2 separate regions of the Homo sapiens genome follow, and region 2 is linked to region 1. A link is an interaction called in ENCODE POLR2A ChIA-PET data of the cell type or tissue named here. Cell type or tissue: IMR-90. All regions are shown on one strand. Links, peaks and the distances in the headings refer to the core of each region. The heading gives the core; the rest is flanking DNA.

What was found. Peaks named below come from ENCODE experiments on the same cell type or tissue, not always from the same donor. Only the 100,000 strongest peaks of a DNase experiment are listed, where the experiment ranks them.
Region 2: POLR2A ChIA-PET joins it to region 1 with 7 read pairs; 2 of 35 experiments call an interaction of 5 or more read pairs at or near these places.

Annotation. Positions count from the first base shown.
Region 1 is chr12:130,800,511-130,806,491 of GRCh38, reverse strand. It overlaps STX2 (syntaxin 2), which reads left to right. Exons shown (of 11, transcript NM_194356.4): 7 at 5,004-5,077; 8 at 5,202-5,339. Among named protein-coding and RNA genes, the nearest start is that of STX2, 36 kb to the left of the region's middle. RefSeq lists an enhancer at 1-598. In IMR-90, for the core only: no CTCF peak of the experiment used is centred there; no DNase peak of the experiment used is centred there.
Region 2 is chr12:131,869,772-131,875,752 of GRCh38, reverse strand. No RefSeq gene overlaps it. Among named protein-coding and RNA genes, the nearest start is that of ULK1, 22 kb to the left of the region's middle. In IMR-90, for the core only: no CTCF peak of the experiment used is centred there; DNase peaks (open chromatin) are centred at 3,402 and 5,502.

The DNA.
Region 1 (5,981 bases), core at 653-5,652:
TCCCCATTGTGAAAGATTGGGGTTCCCAAGCTCGGGTCCTTCAGCTGTGACACAAACCCACTGTGAGGACGTCCCACTGCAGCTGCTCTGCCTCTCCCCATGAGACTGGGGGCCGTGGACAGCTGCTCATGAGCCTCAGGTTGCCTGCTGTGCTGTGAGTAGGAAATCCCTTTGTCCCTGACCTGGGGCCTTGGACCTTCTGCCGGCCCCCACGGAGCCCTGGCAGGCCAGCGTGTCAGCTCGCAGGTCAGATGAAGCCTCAGGCCCATCCCGGCTCCCAACGCCGCACATCCCCCTCAGAGAATGTTGTCATATGCCCGCCAGGCCGCTTGACCTTGTCCCACAGCTCAGCGAGGCTCCTCATGTTTTAGATACTCTTTTCCAGTGTGTTTGGTTTTGGTCAGTTTCTCTTGCTTGTCTGATCTGCCTTTAACCTCCTCTGGTGTATGTTTCATCGGAGACACTGGTTTCTGTTGCTAGTTCTGCTGGGTGTTTTACATGTCTGCTGTGTTGCTCCCCACTGTACAACTGGGACGCACTTGTAGTAACTTGAACCGTCTTTGTCTGCCAACTCCAGTGTCCTGTCTGCTCTGGTTGGTTGATTTCCTTCCTTTCTGTGGCTTGTGTTTTCCTGCTTCTTTGCGAGCCTGGTAAGTTTCGAGTGTGTGCCAGACATTGTGAACGTTACTTTGTTGGGTGCTGAGTATTTCTGTATTTTGAGTATTTTTGTAAATCTCCTTGGGCTTTGTTTTAGAATGTAGTTAAATCACATGAGCATGGTTTAGCCTTTGGGATCTTGCATTTAGAGGGAGCAGAGCAGCTTTATTTGAGGGCCTGTCATTCCTCACTCCTGAGGTAAGACCCTTCTGAGCACCTGCTCTGATGGCCGTGAACCTCATGGCACCCTCGTCTGCCTGGCAGCGTGTTCCCTCTGGCATGCTGGTCAGCACTCCAGTGAGCATGCGGGGTCTGTGCAGCTCGCTCTCTGCATCTCTCTCATCTCTCATACTCCATCTTGCAAATCCAGTTGCCTTGGTCTCCCCTGAGCTCTGTGCCTTTGCCTTAGGACTTCCCCTGGGCTCCACCTGGGCCCTTTCTGCTCTGTGGCTGACACGAGAGTTCCGTCTGAGGGCAGCAGCAGGCTCACCTGGCTTGTTTCCATCTGTTGGGAATCAGTGTGTGGCCTGATGCTCAGTGTCTTGGAAATCGTTTTGTAGATTTTGGTGGGTTTGTGGTTATTTCAAGTGGCAGGGAAAATACGGTCCCTGTTGCTCCATCCTGGCAGAAATGCTCAATCATGATGTCGACTAGACTGCTTTTCTATGAAAAAGTTTTTACAAACCACTTTGACTTCAGGGATCTGTTAGTACTTTTTAAAGTGAAAGTCATCATTACAGGCAGCCGGTTGCACTGTGAGGATTTATGCTCTGGGACTCTGTGGTGAGCGCTTTTCTAGCACAGAGTTCCCCAGCCTGGGCTTGAAGGCCCCGCACCATCTCTCCTGCAGGTCCATCCTGTCTTCACTCCCCATGTGAATCCGGTGGCGTGATCAGATCGCCTAAGTCTCTTCTCTCTTTCCCACATTATTCTATCTCAGCCCACAGAATTCATTTCCAGTTTCTTCTCTTGCAATCATACTCTATCGAATGCAGTACTGTTTGTGAAAGTGTCTTATAAGCAATGAAGTATCATATACGTGTTGGGAGTTTTTTTTAGTAATTCCTTTAAGTCTGTTAAATTCTAAACCCTCCATGTGGCTATTCCGAAGTGAGCAGGTCTATGCAAACTCACCCCCAAAGGCTGAGCGAGCTGAGACGCCAAAGAAAGAGGCTAACAAATCCAGTTTCTCGAAGGAAACATTGGCTAGGGACGTACGAACAGAAGCCCCCGAGAGACAGAGACGGTGGACCCCACAGCCGCCTGCCCTCAGAAAGTGTTCTTTATACAGCAGGCTTTCAGGGTAGAACGTGTGCAGCCGGCCCTGTCTTCTGACTTGCTTGACAACACTTGGGACCACTGGTCAGGCTGGATGAGCATCTTGATGAGAGGTTGCCTGTGCCGGAGGCATCGTCTTCAGACCTCATTGCAGAACAGCTTGGCATGCACGAGTCGAGCATCGGTCATCACGGTGGTTTTGCTTCAGGATGGCGTCACTCTGGCCACACAGCGGGCTGTCTTCATACAGTGGTCTTCTCCAAATCCTTGCACCTAAAACCATTTTGTCCCCTTTCTTTCTTCCTTCCGTCAGCCCTGTCATCAGGCAGGTTTCTTACCTTGTATCACAGGATATCTTTTCCTGTGCTGTATGCTTTGTTTCTTCAAATGGCAAGTGAGTTTCTTCTTGGACCAGGGCATGTTACATAGGTCCACAGTGCTTTCTCTGGAATGGTTGGGGCTGTATGTGTTTCAGAGTTCAGAATTTTTCAGATTTTAGGAAGATAGTACAATGTATAAGAGGTGTATTATGTAATCCCCAGGTGGGGTCTAGGACTGCACCCTGTAATCAGGCACATTCACACAGCTCTCCAGTGAAATGTGAGTATTCACAGTAAGGGGGAGGAGTTAAGATTATAAATAGCCATGACTCAGTTTAGGTCAGATTTTGCCGCTCATTGAATTTTGACATCGAGCTTAAGGAAAACCCAGTTTTCATAATGTTGTGGATTTCAGCATTCTGGATAAGGAATTACGAATGTATACTGCATTTCACATTCTGTAACCCCAGGCTGTTTCTTAGACTTAGCAGTTAGCCGGTGGGAAGACCTTTGTGAACGTGAGACATGAACTGTAACTTTTAGTTTGTTTTTTTTTTTTTTTTTTTTTTTGAGAGAGAGCCTCACGCTGTCACCCAGGCTGGAGTGCAGTGTTGTGATAACCACTTATTGTGGCCTTGAACTCCTGGATCCAAGGGATCCTCCCACCTCAGCCTCTCGAGTAGCTGGGACCACAGAAGCACACCACCATACCTGGCTAATTTTATTTTTTGTAGAGACGAGGTTTTCACTATGTTGCCCAAGCTGAAATTTCTAGTTTTGATGATTATATTTTACATTATTTAGAACAAGTTTCATGTTTTTAAAAAAGCAAAGCAAAACTCAGAGAATCTCCTTATTGAGCTATTTTGAATAGATTTTTAAGTTTTATTTTATTTTTTGTAGAGATAGGGTCTTGCTGTGTTGCCCAGGCTAGTCTCAAACTCCTAGCCTCAAGCAATCCTTCCACCTTGGTCTCCCAAAGCACTGGGATTATACATGTAAACCACCATGTGTGCTCTCAAATAGATTTTTAAATGATTGAGAATTACCTCCCAAAAAATAGTGTAAGTAAACAAATTTTGCAATTTACTAACTTTAAAACTTTTTTCATTAAATGACATCTCAACAACTTTATTGAGAAGTAAATCTCTTAATATGTGAATGATATTTGGAGCATACAATTAATTCAGTGGTTTTTGGTGTATTTCCACACACAATCAATTTAAAACACTTTTATCAACCCAAAAAGAAACTTCACACCCACCACCAGTCATTCCCCATTTCCTCTCCTAGCCCAAGACAACTGCATTCTACTTTTTACTCCTGTACATTTTCCCATTTTGGATGTTTCATATAAATGGAATTATACACTATGTGTTCTGTGACTGACTTCTTTCCTGTAACACAGTTTTTCCAAGGTTTCACCATGGGGTGGGCAGGGTGTGGTGGCTCACATGTATACTAATCCCAGCGTGTTGGTTGGGAAGCCAAGGTGGAAGGATCGCTTGAGGCCAGGAGTTCAAGACCAGCTTGACAACATAGCAAAACCCCATCTCTGTAAAAAAAAATAAAAATAAACCAGGCATGGGTGTGTGCCTATAATCACAGTCACTTGGGAGGCTGGAGCAGGAGGATTGCTTGAGCCTAGGAGGTCAAAGCGGCAGTGAGCTGAGATTGCACCACTACACTCCAGTCTGGGTGACAGAGTGAGACCGTATCTTTGTTAAAAAAATAAAAAGGGCTGGGTACGGTGGCTCACACCTGCAATCCGAGCACTTTGGGAGGCTGAGGTGGGCAGATCACTTGAGGTCAGGAGTTCGAGACCAGCCTGGCCAAAATGGTGAAACCCCACCTCTACTAAAAATACAAAAATTAGCCGGGCGTGGTGACGCACGCGTGTAGTCCCCACCACTCAGGGGTCAGAGGCATGAGAATTGCTTGAACCCGGGAGGAAGAGGTTGCAGTGAGCTGCGACGGTGCCCCTGCACTCCAGGCTGGGCGACAGAGTGAGACCCTGTCTCAAAAAACAAAGCGACAAAAACCAAAAGCGTCCTTTGTTTTTGTGGCTGAGTCGTATGTCAGTGTGCAGCTAGACCGCAGTTAGCTCCTTCAGGCATCGGGGGACGGACGTTTGCGTTGTTTCCACTTTTTGGCAATTATGAATAATGCTGCTTATTAGATGACATTTGAATTATGACATTTATTCATTTACTTTTGTCTTCTGTGGCACAAACTATGAAAAATAGTAATTAACAATTAGGTTTCCAAAACCTGTGTACATGTTTCTTCGAAGTCATTACACATTTAACTCAAAAGGAAAGCATTAACTTCCAAACATGGAAAGTGTTCAGGCATCTGACTCTCATTACGTGGACTTTATTGATCCTCATTTAATACATGCTACATTCAGCTCAACCCCCTTTTACATGAGGCGGAGTTAAACTCTTAGGGAAACCAGTGTGCCGAGACATTGTTTACCGATTTCCTTTCTGCAGTTGTTTCTCACTAATATTAAAATGAAATTTTATTGTTTATAACATTTACAAAGTTTCTCGGAGTATTTTTATTTCTTCTTGCTCCTCAATCTTAGGTTCACTTCTCATTGTCAATATCTGCTTAAGAAAAGGTTAAAAAAATTACTGAAAAATGCTAACAACTATGATTGTAGTTGCTAACTTATGGTTGCAAATGGCTTTGTTTTTAAATTGTGCTGCATTCTGAGTGGGGCTGTGGTTGCGGGTCTTTCAGCTGGGAGAACCACCACAGACGACGAGCTAGAAGAGATGCTGGAGAGCGGGAAGCCATCCATCTTCACTTCCGACGTGAGTGGGGGTGCGGCCCTGTGGCTCCATGTCCTCTTCTGTAGACAGAGCTTTTTAAAAACCCTTTAACTTCCAAACCCATCATAAGTTTATTAATATTATCTTTTATTTTTGTTTTTCCAAGATTATATCAGATTCACAAATTACTAGACAAGCTCTCAATGAAATCGAGTCACGTCACAAGGACATCATGAAGCTGGAGACCAGCATCCGAGAGTTGCATGAGATGTTCATGGACATGGCTATGTTTGTGGAGACTCAGGTAGTTACAGACTCTTGCATTCTCCAAGAGAGATATCAGTCATGTGTAAAATCTTACTGCATCCCACTCTGTCTAGTGGATGTATCTAGGAAAGCTGTTATTTTGGATCCACCAAATTCAGGTTAATTGCAGTGTTATATGTGATGCTGAAATGCTGGAAGCAGCTTTAACAGTTGAACTGTTAACAGGAAGGGACTGGTTCAGTTGATTAAATTATGGAGTGTTCATAGGTCAGCCTTTTAGGCAACCATAGGCAACCTAAACTTTGTTCATGGAGAATTCTTACTGAAATATGCAGATGTTTGTGCTAGAATTAAGAGAAAAGGGAGATACAAAGATCTTCTGTGTATGCCCGTACATATGTATGAGTACATAAACACAAACACATGGCACGAGCTTGGCTCCATAAAACAGTATCCACAGAAGGAAAGGCGTATATCAAACAGTGTAATGGCAGTGAGACTATGGGAATTTTAATCTTCTCTAAAAGTATTTATTTTCAGATTTTCTATAAGAAGCATATATTACAGTAATAACTAGGAGAAATGTCTGAAAGAATCAACCCCAAGTGGGGATACAATCTATGACACAGATGCAAGCTTGTGCCTGTTACACGGGGTTTCCCATCTGCCCAGTAACACA
Region 2 (5,981 bases), core at 636-5,635, 1.1 Mb before region 1:
CGCAGCCTCTACTGGCTTATCCTCATCCCAAAACACCAAAGCAACTAAGAGGGTTCTTGGCATAACAGGCTTCCACCAAATATGGATTCCCAGGTACAGTGAAATAGCCAGGCCATTAGATACACTAAATAAGAAAACTCAGAAAGCCAATACCCATTTAGTAAGATGGACGCCTGAAGCAGAAGCAGCTTTCTGGGCCCTAAAGAAGGCCCTAACCCAAGCCCCAGTGTTAAGCTTGCCAATAAGCTTATATGTTTCTTTATATGTCACAGAAAAAACAGGAATAGCTCTAGGAGTCCTTACACAGATCCGAGGGACCAGCTTGCAACCCGTGGCATACCTGAGTAAGGAAATTGATGTAGTGGCAAAGGGTTGGCCTCATTGTTTACGGGTAGTGGCAGCAGTAGCAATCTTAGTATCTGAAGCAGTTAAAATAATACAGGGAAGAGATCTTACTGTGTGGACATCTCATGATGTGAATGGCATACTCACTGCTAAAGGAGACTTATGGCTGTCAGACAACCGTTTACTTAAATATCAGGCTCTATTACTTGAAGGGCCAGTGTATGACTGTGCACTTGTGCAACTCTTAACCCAGCCACATTTCTTCCAGACAATGAAGAAAAGATAGAACATAACTGTCAACAAGTAATTGCTCAAACTTGTGCCGCTCGAGGGGACCTTCTAGAGGTTCCCTTGACTGATCCCGACCTCAACTTGTATACAGATGGAAGTTCCTTTGTAGAAAAAGGACTTCAAAAAGCGGGGTATGCAGTGGTCAGTGATAATGGAATACTTAAAAGTAATCCCCTCACTCCAGGAACTAGCGCTCAGCTGGCAGAACTAATAGCCCTCACTCGGGCTCTAGAATTAGGAGAAGGAAAAAGGGTAAATATATATACAGACTCTAAGTATGCTTACCCAGTCCTCCATGCCCACACAGCAATATGGAGAGAAAGGGAATTCCTAACTTCCGAGGGAACACCTATCAAACATCAGGAAGCCATTAGGAGATTATTATTGGCTGTACAGAAACCTAAAGAGGTAGCAGTCTTACACTGCTGGGGTCATCGGAAAGGAAAGGGAAATAGAAGGGAACCACCACGCAGATATTGAAGCCAAAAGAGCCGCAAGGCGGGACCTTCCATTAGAAATGCTTGTAGAAGGACCCCTAGTATGGGGTAATCCCCTCCGGGAAACCAAGCCCTAGTACTCAGCAGGAGAAATACAATGGAGAACCTCAGGAGGACATAATTTCCTCCCCTCAGGATGGCTAGCCACCAAAGAAGGGAAAATACTTTTGCCTGCAGCTAACCAATGGAAATTACTTAAAACCCTTCACCCCACCTTCCACTTAGGCATTGATAGCACCCATCAGATGGCCAAATCATTATTTACTGGACCAGGCCTTTTCAAAACTATCAAGCAGATAGTCAGGGCCTGTGAATTGTGCCAATGAAGTAATCCCCTACATTACAGGCCATACATTTTAATCCCTGTATCTTTAACCTCCTTGTTAAGTTTGTCTCTTCCAGAACTGAAGCTGTAAAACTACAAATCGTTCTTCAAATAGAGCCTCAGATGCAGTCCATGACTAAGATCCACCACAGACCCCTGGATCGGCCTGCTAGCCCATGCTCCAATGTTGATGACATTGAAGACACCCCTCCTGAGGAAATCTCAACTGCACAACCCCTACTATGCCCCAGTTCAGCAGGAAGCAGTTACAGTGGTCGTCGGCCAACCTCCCCAACAGCACTTGGGTTTTCCTGTTGAGAGGGGGGACTGAGAGATAGGACTAGCTGGATTTCCTAGGCCGACTAAGAACCCCTAAGCTTAGCTGGGAAGGTGACCGCATCCACCTTTAAACACGGGGCTTGCAACTTAGCTCACACCCACCCCGTCAGGTAGTAAAGAGAGCTCACTAAAATGCTAATTAGGCTAAAATAGGAAGTAAAGAAATAGCCAATCATCTATCACCTGAGAGCACAGGGGGAGGGACAATGATCGGGATACAAACCCAGGCATTCGAGCCGGCAACGGCAACGGCAACTCCCTTTGGGTCCCCTCCCATTTTATGGGAGCTCTGTTTTCACTCTATGAAATCTTCCAACTGCACACTCTTCTGCTCTGTGTTTGTTACAGCTCGAGCTGAGCTTTTGCTTGCCATCCACCACTGCTGCTTGCTGCCATCGCAGGCCCGCCGCTGACTTCCACCCCTCTGGATCCGGCAGGGTGTCGGCTGTGCTCCTGATCCGGCGAGGCGCCCATTGCCGCCCCCGATCGGGCTAAAGGCTCGGCATCATTCCCGCACGGCTAAGTGCCCGGTTCTTCCTAATCGAGCTGAACACTAGTCACTGGGTTCCACGGTTCTCTTCCGTGACCCACGGCTTCTAAGAGAGCTGTAACACTCACCCCATGGCCCAAGATTCCATTCCTTGGAATCCGTGAGGCCAAGAACCCCAGGTCAGAGAACAAGAGGCTTGCCGTCATCTTGGAAACAGCCCACCACCATCTTGGGAGCTCTAAGCACAAGGACCCCAACCCCACCCCCCCGTAGCAATATGACGTATGACACCACTTATATGAGATGCCCAGAACAGGCAAATCCACAGAGATAGGAAGTGAGGCCGGGTGCAGTGGCGCATGCCTGTGATCCCTGCACTTTGGGAGGCCAAGGCAGGAGGATCGCTTGAGCTCAGGAGTTTGAGCCTGCAGTGAGCCATGCCTGCACCACTGTGCTCCAGCTTGGGAAAAAAAGTGAGGCCCTGTCTAAAAAAGTAATAATGAAAATTAAAATAAAGTGGTTGTCAGGGCCTGGGGGGCAGCGCTTAAGGAGTGACTGCGAATGGGTGTGCAATATCCTTTTGGGTGATGAAACGTTTCGGAGCTGGCGTAAGGAGGTGGTTGCACAGCACTGTGCACTGCGGCTGTGTTGTGCACTTCATAATGTTTGATTTTGTGTCATGTGAGTCTCACTGAAATAAAAAAGGACGTGAGGAGGGGGAAGAAGGGAAAGGGGAGGACAAGAGCACAAAGGGTGCATAGGAAGCTTTTGCTAAAGTCACTTTTCCTGAACACCATTGCCCGGTAGTGTGGGAGTCCCGCCAGCCTCTCCACCAGGCCCGGGTGAGGGTGGGACGGAGGAGGCTGGGAGCTGTGGCCAGTGTGGCCTGAAGACAGTGGGAGACAGGAACTGCTAGGGCCAGGGACCCAAGCTTTATCCAGCATCTTCCCAGCCCAGAGAGCTCCAGCCCTTGAACTTCAGCAGCTCCCAATGAGGCCCGAGCTGGCCAGGAGCCTGCAGCCGGCCAGACTGGTTCCTGCAGAGGCCCTTAGAGTGCCCCAGGGACTTTGCAGCTTGCCTGTGACTCAGCCTGACACAAGCGGTAGCCGGCCCCATGATGGGACAGACAGGTCACCAGCCTCACAGCACGTCTGGAAGGCAGGCAGAGCCGCCACAGGCAGGAGAATCCTTGCAGGGCTGAGTCAGGGCCGGGGCAGGCTCCTGCTCCCCACGCCTCTGCTCTCCAACGTGGAATCCTCCAACATCCTCAATGCCCTGGTTCCACCAAGTAGGCGGGCAAACCTGCCCTCCCCGAATCTGCCCATCTCTGTAAATGGTGCAGTTCTACCCAAGGCCCAACACCCAGGTGAGTCTCCTGAGCTCACGCCCTCCCTCCTCCCCAACATCCAGCCCAAATGTCCATCTCCTTCACCTCCCTTCCCTAGTCCTGCCCTCCTGTCTCCATCCCCCGATCACTGCGTCTGAGCCCCTGTCATCTCTGACCTGCACCAACCCCAGACCCCTAATGGGGGCAGCCCCTTCTTTCCTCCCCATCCCCTGCACCTGGCAGCCGCGGGGCCTTTGCACTGACAGGCTCTTTGCCACTGGAGAACACGCCCTCTCAAGGCTCTCCCTGATGCCCCCTAGTCAAGTGCTGACACCAGGGGTCCATGGACCAAGGTTGGCTGCAAGGTTGGCCACTGGGTGCCTGTGAACGTGCCTGGGGGGTCACCTCTTCCTTTTTGCTAACCTCCAGCAGAAATGTAGTATTTCCTTCACTGATCCTCCCCAGGCATCATCCAAAAAAGGATACCTTGGTAGCACAACCACTGGGTTTTTTTGGTTTTTTTTTTTGAGACGGAGTCTCACTCTGTTGCCCAGGCTGGAGTGCAGTGGTGCAATCTCTGCTCACTGCAAGCTCCGCCTCCTGCGTTCACGCCCTTCTCCTGCCTCGGCCTCCCTAGTAGCTGGGACTACAGGCGCCCGCCACCACGCCCGGCTAATTTTTTTGTATTTTTAGTAGACACGGGGTTTCACCGTGTTAGGATGGTCTCGATCTCCTGACCTCGTGATCCACCCACCTCGGCCTCCCAAAGTGCTGGGATTACAGGCGTGAGCCAGCACACCCGGCCACACTGTTGGATTTAAAAACCATGGCCGGGCCCAGCGGCTCACATCTGTAACTCCAGCACTTGGGAGGTCGAGACAGGAGGATTGTTTGAGCCCGGGAGTTCAAAATCATCCTGGACAACATAGGGAAACCCCATCTCTACAAATAATTAAAAAATTAGCCTGCTGTGGTGGTGCTTCTGTGGTCCCAGCTACTTGGGAGGCCGAGGCAGGAGGATCGCCTGAGCCTGGGAGGTCGAGGCTGCAGTGAGCTGTGATCACACCACCGCATTCCAGTCTGGGTGACAGAGTAAGACCCTGTCAAAAAAAAAAAATCAATTTATGATGTTCATAGCAGTACTATTCATAATAGTAAAAAACTAGAAAAGAGGCGGGCATAGTGATGGGCACCTGTAATCCCAGTGCTTTGAGAGGCTGAGGCAGGAGGATTGTTTGAGCCCAGGAGTTTGAGACCAGCCTGGGCAATGTAGTAAGAACCTGTCTCTGCACAAAACAGAGAACTAGCCTGGAATGGTGGGGTGCACCTGTAGTCCTAGCTACTCAGGAGGCTGAGATGGGAGGATCACTTGAGCCTGGGAGGTGGAGGCTGCAGTGAGCTGTGATCCTGCTGCTGCACTCCAGCCTGGGCAACAGACTGAGACCCTGTCTAAAAAAAAAAAAAAGGTGGAAAGATCCCAATCCTCAGTTATATTTTTCTGCAGTGGAGTATTATGCAGCAGCAAGAAAAATGCATGGGCCAGATGGAGTGGCTCATGGCTGGGCATGGTGGCTCACGCCTGTAATACCAGCACTTTGGGAGGCCAGGAGGGTGGATCATTTGAGGTCAGGAGTATGAGACCAGCTTGACCAACATGGTGAAACCCTGTCTCTACTAAAAATACAAAAATTAGCCGGGCACGGTGGTGTGTGCCTGTAATCCCAGCTACTCAGGAGGCTGAGGCAGGAGAATTGCTTGAACCCGGGAGGCAGAAGTTGTAGTGAGCTGACATCACGCCACTGCACTCCAGCCTGGTGACAGAGCGAGACTCCGTCTCTAAATAAATAAATAAATAAATGCATGAATAACAGCTTCCTGCAATCACAGGATGCTTCTGAGGTGACATCATGCTGAGTGGGAAAAAGTGAACCCAGGAGATGGCAGTGGGTGTGACATCCTTTTTACAAAGTTAAAAACAATTAAAAACTAAACACGACACCGTGATGCACCTGTGATGGATACGTGTGGCATGCCCCTAGGGCTAAACCTTCAACACAGGAAGGCAAGGGACGGCAGCACAAATCAAGGACAGTGGCCGCCTGGGGAGGGAGCGAGGGTTTAGAAGGCGCAGAGGCAGATGGCAGCCATGGTTAACATCGAGTGGGCTGCTGAACCCACGGATTTTCATTATGCTACAAATCAAACAAGTCCAGGCAGTGGGGCGCGGTGGCTCACGCCTGGAATCCCAGCACTTTGGGAGGCTGAGGCGGGCGGATCACTTGAGGTCAGGAGTTTGAGACCAGCCTGGTCAACATGGTGAAATACTGACTCTACCAAAAATACAAAAATTAGCCGGGTGTGGTAGCC